2 separate regions of the Homo sapiens genome follow, and region 1 is linked to region 2. The links are chromatin loops, found by intact Hi-C in ENCODE. Cell type or tissue: chondrocyte. All regions are shown on one strand. Each heading gives the region's core, and the rest is flanking DNA. Links, peaks and the distances in the headings are about the cores only. Region 1 holds the start of LOC124902398 (a long non-coding RNA gene). Region 2 has its middle 18 kb from the start of LINC02673.

The links. Peaks named below come from ENCODE experiments on the same cell type or tissue, not always from the same donor. Only the 100,000 strongest peaks of a DNase experiment are listed, where the experiment ranks them.
Region 1: it touches region 2 in a loop (12-fold over the local background); 31 of 110 quality-filtered maps call a loop at or near these places.

Annotation. Positions count from the first base shown.
Region 1 is chr10:26,885,852-26,894,747 of GRCh38, forward strand. It overlaps LOC124902398 (a long non-coding RNA gene), which reads right to left and starts at 2,040. Exons shown (of 2, transcript XR_007062093.1): 1 at 1,920-2,040; 2 at 37-1,554. RefSeq lists enhancers at 8,117-8,732, 8,733-8,896. In chondrocyte, for the core only: a CTCF peak has its summit at 5,217 (motif pointing right); no DNase peak of the experiment used is centred there.
Region 2 is chr10:27,357,170-27,366,065 of GRCh38, forward strand. No RefSeq gene overlaps it. Among named protein-coding and RNA genes, the nearest start is that of LINC02673, 18 kb to the left of the region's middle. In chondrocyte, for the core only: CTCF peaks have their summits at 3,598 (motif pointing left) and 3,835; no DNase peak of the experiment used is centred there.

The DNA of each region.
Region 1 (8,896 bases), core at 227-8,226, 470 kb before region 2:
CCCCTGACAAGAAGCCATAGAGGACATTTTCAAAGATCTTATTTGCAACATTTATTGTACTGCAAAGTATGCTAAATTTAGATGGCTTTTACTTGGAGAATTTATGCATAAGACATGGTTGTGTTTATTGTATACATTTATATTGATATACATATATATATTTCTCTGTATATATCATAGCTTTTACATACAATTTTATGTAAATGTATTTGCAGGTGGCAAGAGGACCCAATGGTCCCTAGTATAAATGTATTTGCATCTGTTTTTTGCTTGCGTGTGTTTATTTTCTGATTGTGTTTATTTTATACATTTATATAGATGTATATATTTTTCTTTATATATATTATAGCAATTACACACAATTTCATCATGATGCAATATAGCTATATTAACTATATATTCTATAGAAAATAGATATTTGTGCACATATATGCATACATACATACAAATAAAGCACTATTAGTAGGCCTCAAAAACAGTGTTGTGTGAATACAGTGAGTATATTCTAAGAACTGGATGGCTGTCTATAAATAAATGACTTAAGCATGCTATTTCTCCCACTCCTACACTTACCAAGATGAAAGGGTTTTCCCAGCTTTTCATTTGAATAAACTCTTGGAAATGGGATTCTCTTTCTTTGATTATTTCAGGTGGACAAATTTATACCAAAATCGTGGGCTTTTATAATCAATATCTTTATGATTGTTTTTCCTAAATATTATTTTTTAAAAAAAATGTTAAGTTGTATCCCGCCCAGGCGTGGTGGCTCACGCCTGTAATCCCAGAACTTTGGGAGGCCAAGGTGGGTGGATCATGAGGTCAAGAGATTGAGACCAGCCAGGCCAACATGGTGAAACCCCATCTCTACTAAAAATACAAAAATTAGCCGGGCATGGTGGCAGGGACCTGTAGTCCCAGCTACTCAGGAGGCTGAGGTAGGAGAATCACTTGAACCCGGAAGGTGGAGGTTGCAGTGAGCCGAAATTGCGCCACTGCACTCCAGCCTGGTGATAGAGCGAGACTCCGTCTCAAGAGAAAAAAAAAATTAAGTTGTCAAAAGAAAAAAAAAATTAAGTTGTACCCCTTGCTTGCCTTTTATTTTCCACAAGCAGATGAAACTCCTCCCCCACAAGCAGATGGAAGAACCTGTGCAGCGTCACTTCAGGGAAGCTACATGGCAGGGTGGAAGTAGAATGGACCTGCGCATTTTTAAAGCATTTTTTTACTTTGGTTCTTGGAGGACCCAAGGGGCTTGTAAAGAAGAAGAAGTGGGTGGACTGTGAGTTCGTAGCTAAAAGAAGGAGAGAGATGACCCAGCAACCTAGAAAAGCAGGAAGAAAGTGTGTGTTCCACCTTCCTCTCCTCTCCAGAATTCTGCAGGGTCTGGAGAAGAACAGAGGGGTCTCCGGCCCCCAGGAGAGGGCCTAAGCCAGACCCTGCTGAATGCAGAGAGCTATCTGCATGGTGAGTATCCAGGCAGACAGGACATGGGGCGGCTTCACATAGGATTCCCCCAGTACGGTGACGTGTAGAAGCAGCAGCGAGCCAGCACTCCTGAAAGAGACGCCTGAGGTCAACTCTTCTTTCCTGAAGAGGCTTTGCTCCTGAGGAGTCCCTGTACTTCTCTTTCTGCCAGAGTAAACCCAGCTCCCACACACTTACTGTCAAGGCAGGTGACAACTCTATAGCATCCCCAGGAATCATCAAAATCAGAACTGAAGACCCGGAGCATAGGCGGTTGGCTGCTGAGGAACCCCCAACGAAGGCAAGATGGTGGGGTCCTTGCAGACCTCAGGTCTTGCTATTCTCCAGTGAGGAAGGAGGAGACTCCAAATGGTTGCTATCACCCAGACCTCCTCCCCACAATGTTCATGCAGAGGGGATGAGACAGAAGAGCAACTGGCTGCCTGGCCACTCACCTCTGATACTTGGCTGTATCCTCCATGTCTCACTCTAGGACTGTTACTCACTTCCTGGTGCTCTGGGACACAGCAGAGAGGGCTGACTGGCTGTTCCGGAATGAATGGAGATGCCAAAAGCCTATGGAACAGGGTAATATCAGGTGATCTTCCATTCAAGTCCTATCTGGTTGGTACCTCCATGAGATTTTAAAAGTAGAAAAGATGGGCTTTCTGGAGGTCCATGCACTTCAGCCTGGTCTTTGGATGCAGAGGCCAGCTGGGAAGCTAGCAGTGCTTCTGGCCAAGACTAGATCCCTAGCCCAGGGTCTCAGGGCTCTCTGTAGCTTCCTGGCTTGTGCATGTGCAGTTCGTATCTGACATGATAGACTCTCATCACTGCACAAGCTAGGCTTTAGTTTGGTGACTCCATTCACTGAGTCAGCAGTGTCCAACAGACTTTTTCTGAAGTGGTTTTCTTTGCCTGCCACCTATTTTGGAGTCTAGAAAGCCAGAACCCTGTTTTCCATGTGCTTTATTCTTATGAGAGAAATCTCATGCACCTGACTCCTCAAGTACCTCAGGAACAACTGCAGAGTTTTCTCAATCCAGATGAAACTGGCTGGAACAAACTTCCTCAGAACTGAGTAGCCTTCAGAGTCTGACCCATTCTCCTGGTTCCTGAAAGCTGTCAATGGTCCTCAGCAGAGACCTTCCCTGGCCTCACTGTCCCTGCAGCCTTTCACCATCGTGCTCCTCCCGCACTCGCTACTGCCCCCAGCACATGCTGAAGGCTCAGACCTGGCCTTTCTTTCTCTCTGCACAAAGGCCCTTCTCTACCCATTTAAACAGGACACCACATATGCACTTAAGGGGTTCAAAAGGAGAGCACTGATCCTGATTGCCAGGTTCTGGGGATGTGGACAACTTTTGCCCTGGAGGGTGACAGCACCTGGGCTGGGTCTGGTTAATGGGTGATGGGCTGGGCTGGGCGAGGTGGCTCACGCCTGTAATCCCAGCACTTTGGGAGGCCGAGGCGGGTGGATCACAAGGTCAGGAGATCGAGACCATCCTGGCTAACTAACATGGTGAAACCCTGCCTCTACTAAAAATACAAAATTAGCTTGGCATGGTGGGGGGCGCCTGTAGTCCCAGCTACTTGGGAGGCTGAGGCAGGAGAATGGCGTGAACCCAGGAGGCGGAGCTTGCAGGGAGCCGAGATCGCGCCACTGCACTCCAGCCTGGGTGACAGAAGTGAGACTCCGTCTCAGAAAAAAAAAAAAAAAGGGTGATGGACTGGTGTTTGCCATCAGTGTAGGGTCACTTGGAAGTGACGGGGTAAAACTCCTGTGGTCAAGCTGGGCATGGTGGCTCACGCCTGTAATCCCAGCACTTTGGGCAGCCAAGGAGGATGGATCCCCTGAGGTCAGGAGTTCGAGACCAGCCTGGCCAACATGGTGAAACCCCGTCTCTACTAAAAATACAAAAATTATCTGGGTGTGGTTGCCCATGCCTGTAATCCCAGCTACTCGGGAGGCTGAGGCAGAATTGCTTGAACCTGGGAGGCAGAGGTTGCAATGAGCCAAGATCGCACCATTGCACCGCAGCCTGGGTGGCAGAGTGAGACCACATCTCAAAAAAAAAAAAAACACAAAACAAAACAAAAAAACCTCTTGTAGCCTTTGTGGCACCCTTCACAGTTAGCAGGTAGCAAGATGGCCTAGTGCCCCCTAGTATAAATGTATTTGCTCTGTTTTTGTGTTTGTGTGTGTTTATTTTCTGGTTGTATTTATTTTATATATTTATATTTATATATGTCTATATGTTTATCTCTATATATTATACACATATGTCTCTATATATGATCTCTATATTTATTGAGGTATAAATATATTGTACAGGCCAAGGGCAAACTTCTCCTTTTCCCTCTAGAGTTTCTCTTAAGTAACATCTGACCAAAGGCAGATTAATCTGAGAAAAAGCATGCAAATGTATTAACATGCACATGAATTGTACAGAATATAGAAGCAAAGGGTTGATATTTTATGACATCTTCAGGTAACACAAAGAATAGGGGTATGGATATGGCAAAACAGGGAATGGTGGCAAAACCAGTTATCAGAGGAGAAAGAAAGGCCTGGCTAGGAAAGGTGGTCTTGTTATTTACAAGAATCCTCACAGATAGTAGCCCTCAGAGAAAGAGACGGTAAATGTTTTTTTTTTCAGACCTCTACAGGTGTCAGACTCTCAGTTGAACTTTCTTACATCCAGACAAGGAAGGGCCTCGGAAGCTTCAATTATGACTCTATCAATGCAGCTTTTCTATAAAGTTGCAAATCTCATCTGCAAAAGACAACTTTGCAGGGCTTATTCTGATTGCAGGCCCTCTGAAGGGCCATCTCAAAATATGTCAAATAAGTATATTCTGGGTACAATATTATAGTTTCCGTGTGTGTGTGTGTGTGTGTGTGTGTGTGTGTGTGTGTGTATTTGCGCATAGATGATTCTTACTCCTTTGCATAGAGAAACAGCACTACAATCTGGTAAACAGCACTACGATGTTGTATGCACAAATATCTGTATATCAATGTTTAAATTATTTCCATGTTGATGCATATATTCATGTCAGTAGCATCCCCACTTGAGCAAGCGCACTTGAATCCACCACAATGGACCGCCTCAACCACAAGCTGGGCCCTGGCTTGGGGACAGGCATTATTCATCCAGCTGGGAAGGCAGTGCCCAGCACTCTACCACTGAACTGTTCTTCCTTGTCAACCACCTGTATTGCAGTCCAGGGGGTTTTGTTAAGCCAGACCCCTGTTTCCCTGCTGCTCACACTAGTGTGAGGTCTCAGGCTCATGGCTCTCCTACTGCCTTTCATCCAGGTATTCCTCAGGCCCGTGAGACCCTGTCCTAACAGGTTTTCTCAGTCTACGTAGGCTTAGGCATCCAGAAGCTCTCAGGGGCACCCCGCCCAGTCCTCCTCCGCCCCTCTGGCCATGTACCACCATAACCCCCCACAACTGCACTGCCCCCAGCGCATTCTGCAAGCTCAGACCCAGCATTTTCTCTTCTCCCAGGAAAGCCTCTTCTTCACCCACCGGATGTGGGACAACATCGAGTACCTTACGTACTCAAAACATGGGCGCCTAGTCTCATTGAGAGGTTCTGGAGGTGTGGGCAGCTTTTCCAACAGAGGGCAACAGCCAGTGGGCTTGTTCTGGTTAAAGGCCAATGGCCAGGTATTTGCCAACTATAAAATGTCTTATAAAACTGGCAGAAAAAGACTCTGTGGGCTTTTTGGCTCCCTGTGCTACCACAAGGTGGCAGAAAAGCACAGTGTCTCCCAGGGAACATGGAAGTGCATCTGTGTGTTTGTGTGTGTGCGCGCGCATGTGTGTGTGTTATGTGAGATCCTCCAGGGAACTTGGAAGTGCATCTGTGTGTGTGTGTATGTGCATGTGTGTGTGTGAGAGTGTGTGCGTGTTTATGTGAGATCCTCCAGGGAATGTGGAATTGCATCTGCGGTGGGGTGGGGGGACATGTGTGATTATATGAGATTTGGGGATTATGTTTTTTTAATAAATAAATATTTGTCTTTATAGATACAGAGAAATACATGTTCATACATGTAATTACATGTAGTCTCTCTAGTTATATATACATAAGTTGCTGCTAACCTCCATGAAGAAACACCACCTCAGAATAAAAGACAGCATCACATAGTTTATGTGTAAACATCTCTATTTTATTTATTTACTTATATGTTTACCATATATTTACATATGGTATATATTACTTTATATAGTAAAAAATATACACATTATCCTTGAGGAATAATGTGTGTATTTTTAACTATGCAGCCATAAAAAAGGATGAATTCATGTCCTTTGCAGGGACATGGATGAAGCTGGAAACCATCATTCTTAGCAAACTAACACAAGAACAGAAAACCAAACACCGCATGCTCTCACTCATAAGTGGGAGTTGAACAATGAGAACACATGGACACAGGGAGGGGAACATCACACACCGGGGCCTGTCAGGGGTTGGGCTGCTAGAGGAGGGATAGCATGAGCAGAAATACCTAATGTAGATGGTGGGTTGATGGGTGCAGCAAACCTCCATGGCACGTGTATAACTACGTAAGAAACCTGCATGTTCTGCACATGTACCCCAGAACTTTAAGCATAATTCTATATCTATATATATATACACACATTAACGCGTGGGTATATCGGTTTATTTCTAGTTATATTTTGGCTGGCGCCCTCTATGTGTAAAACACTCTGATTGACAGACTGAGCCTCACTGTCCAGATCAGTGATTTTAAAACCCTGGGACCCCACCCAGTGTTGATCTTCTGGTCCAGCAGGAAGATGCAGCTGCACACTGGACTTCGAGCACCAGGACCATTTCCTCCCTTCGTGGTTGGGAGAAGTCAGTCTCCCACCAAAGGAGAGGTCAGAGAGTGTTGCCTGGCTGTTTTAGGGAAAAGAGAGATTTCAAAAGACTGCAGGACCCAGTACAATTCATTAGTATTTCATTCCAGTCCTATCTAGCCGCTACCTACCTGAGCTTCTAAGAAGAGATGAGGATACTATGGGCTAGCACAGTGAAGTAAATACAAATATTTCACCCCACTTTTAAAGGAACCTCTACCATCTACCCTCTCTGAGGGCTGTTGGCTGTAAAGTATCATCTATATAACAAGACCTCATTTGCAAGCCGGGCCTTCTCTTCTCTCTTATAGCCTGCCTTGCCACTATAACCTGATCTTGCCATCACTTGTTTCTGGCCATGCCGTGAGCCCCCATTGTTTCCGTGGCCTCTAGGTGGTAGCTGTGCTAAGCACTATTGGAGGTTGGGGTCAGCACTTTGTGGTTCTCCCTTGCGCACATCAATAGCCCTGCATGCCATTTCTCCTCTTAATCTGCACTTGGCCAGTCGATTTTTCAGTGAAACTTTAGAGCGCAAAGGGGAAGTGTTCCCTTGTGCTCTATCATTTTGCGGCTGTGAGCAGAATACCGAAACCTGCTCTTCCGGAAGCTGCAGCCAAGGGAACCCAGGACCAGAGCAGCTGGCAGAAGAGTAAGAAATCCTTATCAGCCAGGCTGCCGGCCTCTGTGTGGAATCTGTTTGAGCAGATGGTGAAAATTGTTGTCTTTTATTTCTCCATAAAATCTTGATTAGTGGAAGAAAAAGATTTGTGTGACTAGTAGTGCATGTAGCGACTCTTGTGTAGTCTTTGGCATGAATAATCATGTTGTTTGATCCCTTTTCCTCCTAGAAATAGTCTCTCACTCTCTGTTTGTCTCTCTGGGTTGTACTGTCACAAAGAAGGGCACCTCAGAATAGAACAGGGGTCCAGAACCCCTAGAAACACGATTTCGAGCCACCTCTGAAGACTGGTCAGATTTATGGCTCTGATCAGACTGGTGTCTATTCAGGCAAACTTTACTATTTGTTCCCCAAATAAAACCACATGAAGTTCCCCTCTGATCTTGTTTCATGTCCTTGAGAGCTTGGCTTTTAACCAAGTGGGAGCACAGTTGGTCTCCACCATCTGAGAAGTGTGATGTTTGGGTCCCATCCAGTGGCCAGTCTAAAATTGGCTGGGGACCTCAGACGTGTAAGATTTTAGGCAGCACATTTTTTGTTCCAAATGTGTCAAGCTCTCAGGAGAGTTTGTCTTAAGAAGTTCTATCCCTATGGGGTGTGGGGAAAAGCAAGAGAGATCAGATTGTTACTGTGTCTGTGTAGAAAGAAGTAGACATAGGAGACTCCATTTTGTTATGTACTAAGAAAAATTCTTCTGCCTTGAGATTCTGTTAATCTATGACCTTACCCCCAACCCCGTGCTCTCTGAAACATGTGCTGTGTCAACTCAGAGTTGAATGGATTAAGGGCGGTGCAGGATGTGCTTTGTTAAACAGATGCTTGAAGGCAGCATGCTCCTTAAGAGTCATCACCACTCCCTAATCTCAAGTACCCAGGGACACAAAAACTGCGGAAGGCCGCAGGGACCTCTGCCTAGGAAAGCCAGGTATTGTCCAAGGTTTCTCCCCATGTGATAGTCTGAAATATGGCCTCGTGGGAAGGGAAAGACCTGACCGTCCCCCAGCCCGACACCCGTAAAGGGTCTGTGCTGAGGAGGATTAGTAAAAGAGGAAGGAATGCCTCTTGCAGTTGAGACAAGAGGAAGGCATCTGTCTCCTGCCTGTCCCTGGGCAATGGAATGTCTCGGTATAAAACCCGATTGTATGCTCCATCTACTGAGATAGGGAAAAACCGCCTTAGGGCTGGAGGTGGGACCTGCGGGCAGCGATACTGCTTTGTAAAGCATTGAGATGTTTATGTGTATGCATATCTAAAAGCACAGCACTTAATCCTTTACATTGTCTATGATGCAAAGACCTTTGTTCACGTGTTTGTCTGCTGACCCTCTCCCCACAATTGTCTTGTGACCCTGACACATCCCCCTCTTCGAGAAACACCCACGGATGATCAATAAATATTAAGGGAACTCAGAGGCTGGCGGGATCCTCCATATGCTGAACGCTGGTTCCCCGGGTCCCCTTCTTTCTTTCTCTATACTTTGTCTCTGTGTCTTTTTCTTTTCCAAATCTGTCGTCCCACCTTACGAGAAACACCCACAGGTGTGTAGGGGCAACCCACCCCTACAATGGGGCTTTTCTCATATGAACCCTTGTTGCCCGGTTAGTCCTGGGAAAGTACACTTTCAGGAGGGCCTCCCTGGTATCGCAGATTAAGGTGCCCGTGATTGGCAGTCCCCCTGTAATTTGTGGGTTACAGGAGGTACTGTATGCACAAACACCATCCTTAACCATCTGTGGCAACAAGAGCTCTTGCCGTCTTAAGCCTGTTTCTGAGAATAAATTTTTTGAGGCTCACTGGGGCTCTCTCATCTATGCTGTCTCCAGGAATACCTATTGCTTATATGGTTATATGTGGTGAAAGTTTTTCTAAACCTG
Region 2 (8,896 bases), core at 367-8,366:
ATTCATGCCAACACAGCTGGTCAGCACTCCCTGTTGATCTCCAAAACTCTGAGTGCAAGCTGGCCCAAACACCAAGGGAAATAATGTCTCTGATCTGGACGTCCAGCGTGAAGCTGCGTCTTCTCACGTGACCAGACGATCAACACTCAGTGGGTCTCAGTGTTTTAAAATCACTGATCTGCAGAAACAGTGCAGCCCAGTCTGCTAGTCTGAAATGTCTCATACATACAGGGCACCACCTATGATATAACTAGAAATAAATATACTCGCACACATAAATGTGTTTACATTTAAAGGTATTCTGAGGTGCCCTTCTTTATGACAGTACAACCCAGAAAGTGTGTAGCATGTAAACATGTGTATCAACAAATAAATTGAAATATACATGTGTCGACGTAGATCTTTGCTGCACTCTCCACCAGTCTACCTTGGTGTTTCTCCATGCAGGTGATTACAAAACATAAAATATACATATTCTTATGAAGGAATAAATTTGAATATTTGGTATAATTATATAGATTTATATATAAATAGATATATTTAAAATAAATATATAAATACAAACAATATATTTAAAATAAGCATGTAAATACAAACACCTATGTATAAAATAATCATTATCCAAAACTCACTGAAAAACCCACATGTGCTACAAACAGATGTACCTGCGTGAATATTAGGGGCCATTGGTCCCCTGGGGCCTTCATGCCACCTACTAGCAGCCTAGGAAACCCTAAGGCCAGCAGGAGTCCTTTCCTGCCAGGTCCATGTCACTGGTCGTGGATGGGAAACACCTGGCCATTGCCCTTTAACAAGAGGCAGTCCAAGGGCCATCACCCTCCATTGAGAAAAATGGGCAGTTTCCCAGAACTTGTGCATCAGGTTAGCTGGGCTTCTTTGGAACACTTCAGGTGTGGGCAATATGATTAGTTTGGTGAGGAGAGAAGAGGCTTTCCATGGAGAGAAAGAAGGGTCTGACCCTCAGGATGCACTGGGAGCGGAGAAAGGCAGGTGCAGTAAGATGGCGCAGGGTGGAGGGACAGGCAGGCCACAGTGAGACTGCACCGAGTGCCTTTGAGAGCAAGTGCCTTGGGGACCAAGAGCAGCAGCGTGACTTCCCCCAAACACCGAGGGAAGCAATGGTCCTGACGCCCAAAGTCAAATGCACAGCTGCATCTTCCCTCTGGGCCAGAGAATCAACACTGGATGGGGCCTGAGCTTTGGGAATCACTGATCTGGAGGAACAGGGAGCCCCAGGCTGTCGATCTGGAGTGTTTCACACATGCAGGGCCCCAGCTAAGACATAGCGAGAAATAGATATATCCACACACAGAAATGTGTGTTTGTTAAAGATAGAAGGGCATGTGTGACATGTGAATATATGTGTCAGCATATAAATAAAGATTCATATATATACATATATATATTCATACAGGAAACTGTGTAGTGCTTTCTGCCTGTCCATGGTGGTGTTTCTCCATTTAGGCAAGAAGAAAACCTATCTCCCTATGTATCTATCTATCTATCTATCTATCTATCTATCTATCTATCTATCCATCCACACACATAAATACAGACATATTTATATACATAAGTGAATGTAAATATTCTGTGTAATTATCTATATTTATATATAGAAAAACGTGAACAAATATATAAATATAGGTATATATGTACAAGTCTCTATGTATAAAATAAACATAACCCAAACATGTCACCCCAAGTCCACACAGATGCACTTGCACTTATACTAGAAGCCGTTGGGCCCCCTTACTGCAGACTGGCAGTGGAGTGAACAAAAGGCCTGAAGCCTCCTTTCTGCCAGTTCCGTGTGAGCCTCCACAAATGACAAACACCTGAACATGGCCCTTTGACCAGATCCAGTCAAGGGCCATCGTCTTCTAGTGGGAAAGCTGCCCACTTATGCAGAAGCTGTCAGTCAGGACAGGGCCTCCTCTTTTGATAGTTGAGGTGGGGACATAGAGAGGCGTCTCAGTTTGGGTGGAGGCAGGGGAGGCTTTCCAGGAGGATGAAAACAGGCTAGGTCTGAACACACAGGAGGCACTGGGTGCAGCGTGAATCTGGGTGGGGTAAAGGGCTCTTGGGCCAGAGGGACAGCGAGGCCAGGACAGGATGGCTCTGAGTGCTCCTGAGAGCATTTGGGGAACAGGAAAGTGACCCCCAATTTATTCTGAAGACTGCACAGACCTGCATGAGCCTGTTACCACAGGCCCCAGCTGCATCTCGAGAAACCAGGGCAGACCCGGAGAACACTTGGATTAAAGACACCTGAGAGGGAGGCCAAGGCGGGCGGATCACTTGAGGTCAGGAGTTCGAGACCAGCCTGGCCAACGTGGGGAAAACCCATCTCTACTAAAACTATAAAAAAACTAGCGGGGCATGGTGGTGGGTGCCTGTAATCCCAGCTACTCAGGAGGCTGAGGCAGAAGAATCACTTGAACCTGGAAGGCGGAGGTTGCAGCGGGACAAGATCGCACCACTATATCCAGCCTGAGCGACAGAGCGAGACTCCATCTAAAATAATAATTAAAAAAAAAAAAAGACACCTGGGAGCCTATGGGCTCGAGGCTTCGTCCAAAACTTAGAGAATCATGGAAACGGGTCTGGCTTGACAAAACTTTCTGGTCCACAGTGTAGGTGGCAAACGAGGAAAACCAGGTCAGAGGTAGATGCTAGATATGGCCATCCACAGGGGATGGATGATGCCTTTCAGAGAATTCGGGTCCAGCTTGTGGGTGACGCAGGTCCATCCCAGGAGGCTGAACTGCACGCGCACAAGTGGGGAGTCCCCAGGGAGCCCTGAGGTTCCGGGCCTGGCATCTGGCCTTGGGACAGCAGCAGTGCTAGCTTTCTGCACAGACTTCGGGTCGCCAAGTCTAGGCTGAAAAATGTATCGCCTTACACCCAAAAGAAAGCCCTATCTCTTCTGTTTTTTGAAGCTCAGGGAGGTAGCAACCAGATGGAACAGCTGTGCCTTCCACTCTCCCAGAAGGTAAACAATTGGTGGGGCTCAGTGTGTGGAAACTGCTGCTCTGGAGAATGGAGCAGTGCGGTCTGCCGGTCTGGAGTGCTTCACACATACAGGGCACCAGCTAAGGCATAACTCAAATAAACACATACACAAATCCATGTCTATATTTTTAATATACGAAGAAATAGATAACATATATAAATATTTGCATCAACATATACATAAATACAAATTAAAACATAGATATTTATGCATGGAACTTTTTAGAGCTCTTTCCCTTTGTGGTGCTGTGCCTCCAGGCAGGAACAAGAAAGCCTACATATGTAAATTAATACGTAAAAACATGTATTACTTAGTAAACATACATAACCACATAGATTTATATACAAATATGGATGTATGTATGTACATATATTCATATATAAATATTTGTATGTATGTATATTCATATATAAATTATACACCCCCAAGCATGTGGGCATACACACACACACACACACACATAAACTGTACATAACCCAAAAATCTCACACAAAGACACACACCCTCCCACACACAGATGCACGTACTTTTACACTCCTGGCTGTTGGGCAATGCTGCCACCTACTGGCAGGGAGCCAAAAAGCCACATTACATGGCCCCTTTGCAGATGGTAAACACCCACTGTTTTTGAGGCCTACCGATAGTGCTTTGTTTGTATGTATGTATGTATATATGTGCACATATATATATTTCATATAGAATATACAGTTAATATAGCTATATTACATCATGATGAAATTGAGTGTAATCTCTATAATAGAGAAAAATATATACATCTATAAATATAAATGTATAAAACAAACACAGCCAGAAAATAAACACACACAAACAAAAAACAGATGCAAATACATTTATACTAGGGATCATTGGGCCCTCTTGCCACCTGCAAATATATTTATGTGAAATCGTTTGTAAAAGCTATGATATATAGTTAGAAATATATATACATATATAAATATAAATGTATACAATAAATACAACCCTGTTTTATGCAAAAAATCTCCAAGTAAAGGGCATCTAAATTTAGTAAACTTTGCTGTGCAATAAATGTTGCAAATAAGATCTTTGAAAATGTCCTCCATGGCTTCTTCTCTGGGGAATATTCCCAGGATGTGATGGTTGGGACATAAAGTATACGCATAATTATTTTCACTAAGTGCGAAGAAAATCTCCAAGTGTGTCTGAATCTTTGAGATAAAGCATGAACATGTCCACCTACATTTCCACTAATTATGGCATAATCCAAATTTCTAAAATTAATAAATTGATATAAAGTGCTCTTTTGTGTCATTTATCTCATGACTAATTTTTCTGAGTTCCCCTTCACATATTTTTAACTATTAAAGTTTTTCCTACTTTGAATTACCTATTCATATGCTTCTCGGTGTTCTGTTGGATTTCCCAAGTCTTTTCTTGTTAATGTAAAATAGTTTCTTAAAAAGGAATCATTACAATTATGGAATGAAGTGTTTTGTGTGTCTAAGAATCCTAGTTTCTTCCGGGTATTTTTTTCTCCCATTTTTTCTTAGTAACTACAGCCCCACATATTCAGTTGCTAACATCATCATCCATGTAGATACTACACTTCTTAGCCTCCCTTGCAGGTCAGTGTGGCCATGGAACTAAAGTCAGGAAAGTGAGGTAGAGGCGGAATTGTTTGTCTGTGACTTCCAGGGACTTTCCTTATGGGAGGAGGTCTTTTGTTTTTTCTACTCCTTTTTCATGACTGTAGCTTGGGATGCAGTTGTGTTTCCTGGAGCTCCAGCAGTCGTATGTGACTATGAGGAAGTGAGCTGTGCCCTGGGCACAGCTGGGGAGTGCGGAATTTTGATGGCTCATGAAGCGGAGCTGCCACAGCAAACCTGGATGGCCAAGCCTCTGCCTGATTTTACATGAGCAAGAAGTATGCTAACTTCTCTAAGGGACTGTTATTTTGGGGATTCTCTGTCACCTTCAATTGAACCTTATTCTATGTAAGAGAGGCTACATATAGATCTACTCCATAAACACTGATCATAGAGAAGGATCATGGATGACACAGGCAATGTGGCTTTGCCATCATGAATCGGTCAAGATTATTCCATTTTCACTTCTGGGTACCTTGAATGTGGTGTTTGACACGTGTTTCTTTTTCCCTTATCACAATTTTAGCTCATTTAACGACTGCTGGGCTAACCATGGCACATTCTTTTTCTGCATGTATCATACATCAAGGTTCATGTCACTGTGTGATATCAGTGTCATTGTGACATCTGTAAGAGGATACAGGAGCAACAGTGCAACAGAGTCACCTCTTGCAGCTGATGTATTCCCTTAGGTTTAAGTGAACAGGAAAGTAGACAGATTGGCAACAGGGAGCTCAAAAACAGTCTGTCAGATGAGGTCACAGAAACTATGTGCAAATTTAATACAATTAGTTTGGTGAGGAGAGAAGAGGCTTTCGTGGAGAGAGAGAAGGATCTGAGCTCTCAGGATGCACTGGGAGCAGAGAAAGGCAGGTGCAGTAAGATGGCGCAGCTCTGTCCTCAGCTGCATGTGCCTCTGCACAACAGGTTTCTATTCGGGAAGGGCAGCGTAGTTCTTCTCACATTTTTCCCCTTTGTTTTCTCCCAGGCTTCAGGGTAAAGCAGAAGATTCATGAGAGGGTGTCTGCAGGCTGGTCCTAAAGTGCTTTTCTCCACAGGAATGTCACCTGGGCACTGCAGCCAGGGGTCCCAGGTGCCACTGAGTAGGGCTGCATTCCCATCTTCAGTGAGGGAGAGCTGAGAGAAGGCAGGCAGGATTCACACTTCCCTCACCCACTTGCTTAAGCAATACATTAAAGGTTCAAACTAAAAGAAACCTGAGATCTTACAGAAGCATTTAGAACCATGTATAAAGTGTGGATCACTTTTAAATATTTGAAAATGCACACAAACCACATGAAGCTACTTCAGGTGAAGGATTTCTGGCTAAATGGACTTGACAAGATTCTTGCTGAATGCAAGCTGGGGTGATAAGATAATCACTGGGGAAATGGTGGGGAATAAGGAATTGGATCAGATATCAAGGGTGGGAGATTCTGGCAAAACCAACTTGGCAGGAGTCTTGCTAAAACTGGGCTCTGGAGAACACTCTAAGGATGAGGCCTAGTCAAAAAAGAGCTCAGAGAAGCCTGTCTAGAGTTTTGTTAGGGACAGCCTCTTTGTCGTTGTTTGTATACATACACAGATACACAAATAAATACACATATATAAATACAATTAGTTTATTCCAGTTGATATACTTATTTAAAGTTGCATTGGTTTTTGAGTACCGCAAATTTACCAGCTTAAAACAACACAAATGAATTATCTCATAGTTCTGTGGGTCAGGAATCTGGGCACAGGTTGGCTGGGCCCTCTGCTCGGGGTGGCGTCTCATTTCAGAATTCAGATCATCTTTCAAGCCATGTAACTAGGTAAGTGGAGGCTCCTGATGAAATGTCCTACAGGGGCATGGATTAGGAGAAACCCCATGAGCTTTAAACCCTGAGAGTCAAGGCTAGATTCATTCCCAAAGAGCATACTTAAAGAGTGGAAGAGGCACTTTCAGAAGAGGCTGTGGGACAGAAACCAAAAAAGGCAGTCTTTGTTGTTGCCAATAACAACAGAAATGTCATTTGCCCCATCAGTACCTTGAAATAACGCAAGATAACAACCTCCTTTTGTCTAAGTCCTAGAAACGTCATAACTTGCTTGTCCTGCACAGTCTGGGTTTATAGCTCTTGAACCACCCCCTGTCCATTTGGCATTGGCATGAATAGTGATGTTTTCTCATTTAAAATAAAATAAAATATTTAACTGCTGCCTTAAAAATACTCTAGGATGGATTTTAATACTGTTCCCTTTTCACTTCTGGCTTCTGCCCCTCTTTCCAAACTGACCTAGCATCTCAGTGTCACTGGCCTCACGAAGGGTGCCTGTGGCTGTAATGAGGTTGTGCACTGACACCGATGCCTGGGATAGCAGAATCCTTCCACGCCTGGGTGGAGGTGGGAGAGTCAGCTGCTGTCCCTGGTGCTCCCACAGCTCGACCTCAGCTCACCTCGGCTGCTTGAGCCACAGTCCTTGCTAGGGCCTGGAGATGCACAAGGCCAGGTGGAATGGTCAGAGGGACACCCGCGAAACTACAGGTTAAGTGCAAGAAAACAAATGCAGGCAAAGAAGACCTCGCTATAGTGACTCTGTGTAGAAAAAAACTGTAATTATTTATTTTACTGTTTGTAACTTTTTTTGCAATAATCCTTGCCGTACAAATGATCTAAAAAAGTACATTTTGGTTTGAAAATAAACACATAACTGGATTTCCATTCTCAAGAAAGCAGATGATAAATATATAACCTATGTAAAATGTTTATAGCCTCATCCACTAAGGGTCTATAGTGATATCACTGACCACATAAATATAGAAGACACATGTCTCTTAAAAAAGTGTTATCATAAACTTGAACATGTGATAGTTATTTTAAGGAACCTATGCCTATAAAGAACGTAAAACATGAAAATATGTAAAGTACATTTACCTATTACACTGCAAAAAATGTTTCATATTTATTTAGATTGACTGTTTCTCTAAATTAATTTTGTTCACTTTAGATTGTAAATTCTTGGCATATAAAAAAATTAAGTGATAGCTGTAAGAGGTTGTCTGGAATACCCCAAAGAGAATTGTTCACACTGTGAAATAATGTCACTACCATACTGATGTCACGAGATGCTTCAAATTAAAGAGCAGTTAATTCTAATAATAGGTTGCTTTTAATCCTTTTTATGGAATCAAAGTATAGCTTTTCATCCTGTCAAAGGTGAAATTCCTGACATTATTTTAGATGCTACTGTAAATTTAGAAGAACAAAAAATTCACTGATTTTTAGTATATTAACTACGTTGCACAACCATCACTATTATCTAACTCCAGAGTATTTCCATCATCCCCAAAAGAAACCCTGTACCTATTAGCAGTCAGTCCCAATTCTCCCTTCCTCCCATCTCCTGGCAACCACGAATCTACTTTTTGTCTCTATGAATATACCTATTGTGGACATTTCATATAAATGGAATCATAAAATATATGGTCTTTTGTGCCTGGCTTCTCTCACTTAGCACAATGTTTTCAAGGCTCATCTATATTGTAGCATGTAGCAACATAAATTCATTTTTATAGCTGAATAGTTTTTGGATAGATCACAGTTTTGTTTATCCATTCATCAGCTGATAGGCATTGAATTGCTTCTTTTTTTTTTTTTTTTTTTGTCTATTTTGCGTAATGCTGCTCCAAACATTCTTGCACAGTCCTTATTGATTTTTAGGGCGACGATCATGGATCCCAGGCAACCATCATGGGTTGATCAGCAATTGAGTAAATCTGAAACCAGTATTTTATTTTTAGGTACTTTTCAGTTTCTGTTATGATCTTGACAACAGGGAGTGCTGGGTTCTGGAACATGATTATGTTCTAGGAATTGGAGATTGCTATATTTTCTAAAATCTGTAGATGTGGAACACAGTGAGGTCTAATTTTGTATGCTCTGTGAATGCTTTGGATCCTTAAAAAGGGAGGCTCCTGAGGGACTTAGCAGCAAACAGACACAATTTCTGAGGTCCAGAAGGAACTGCACCCACTCCACAGAAAGACAGTCAGGCTGCAGTCCCTGAAAAAATGCAGGTGGAGAATTCATAGAATTGAAATTGAACAGAATGAGAAGCTGGGGAGAATGATTTTGCATTTAAGGTTGGGATTTGGGACTTTCATTTATTTGGATTCATACCACACAACAAAGACAGCAGGTTTTTTTTTTCTTTCAGATTTTCACCCTTTTAGACTTTAAATTAGATATTTGGG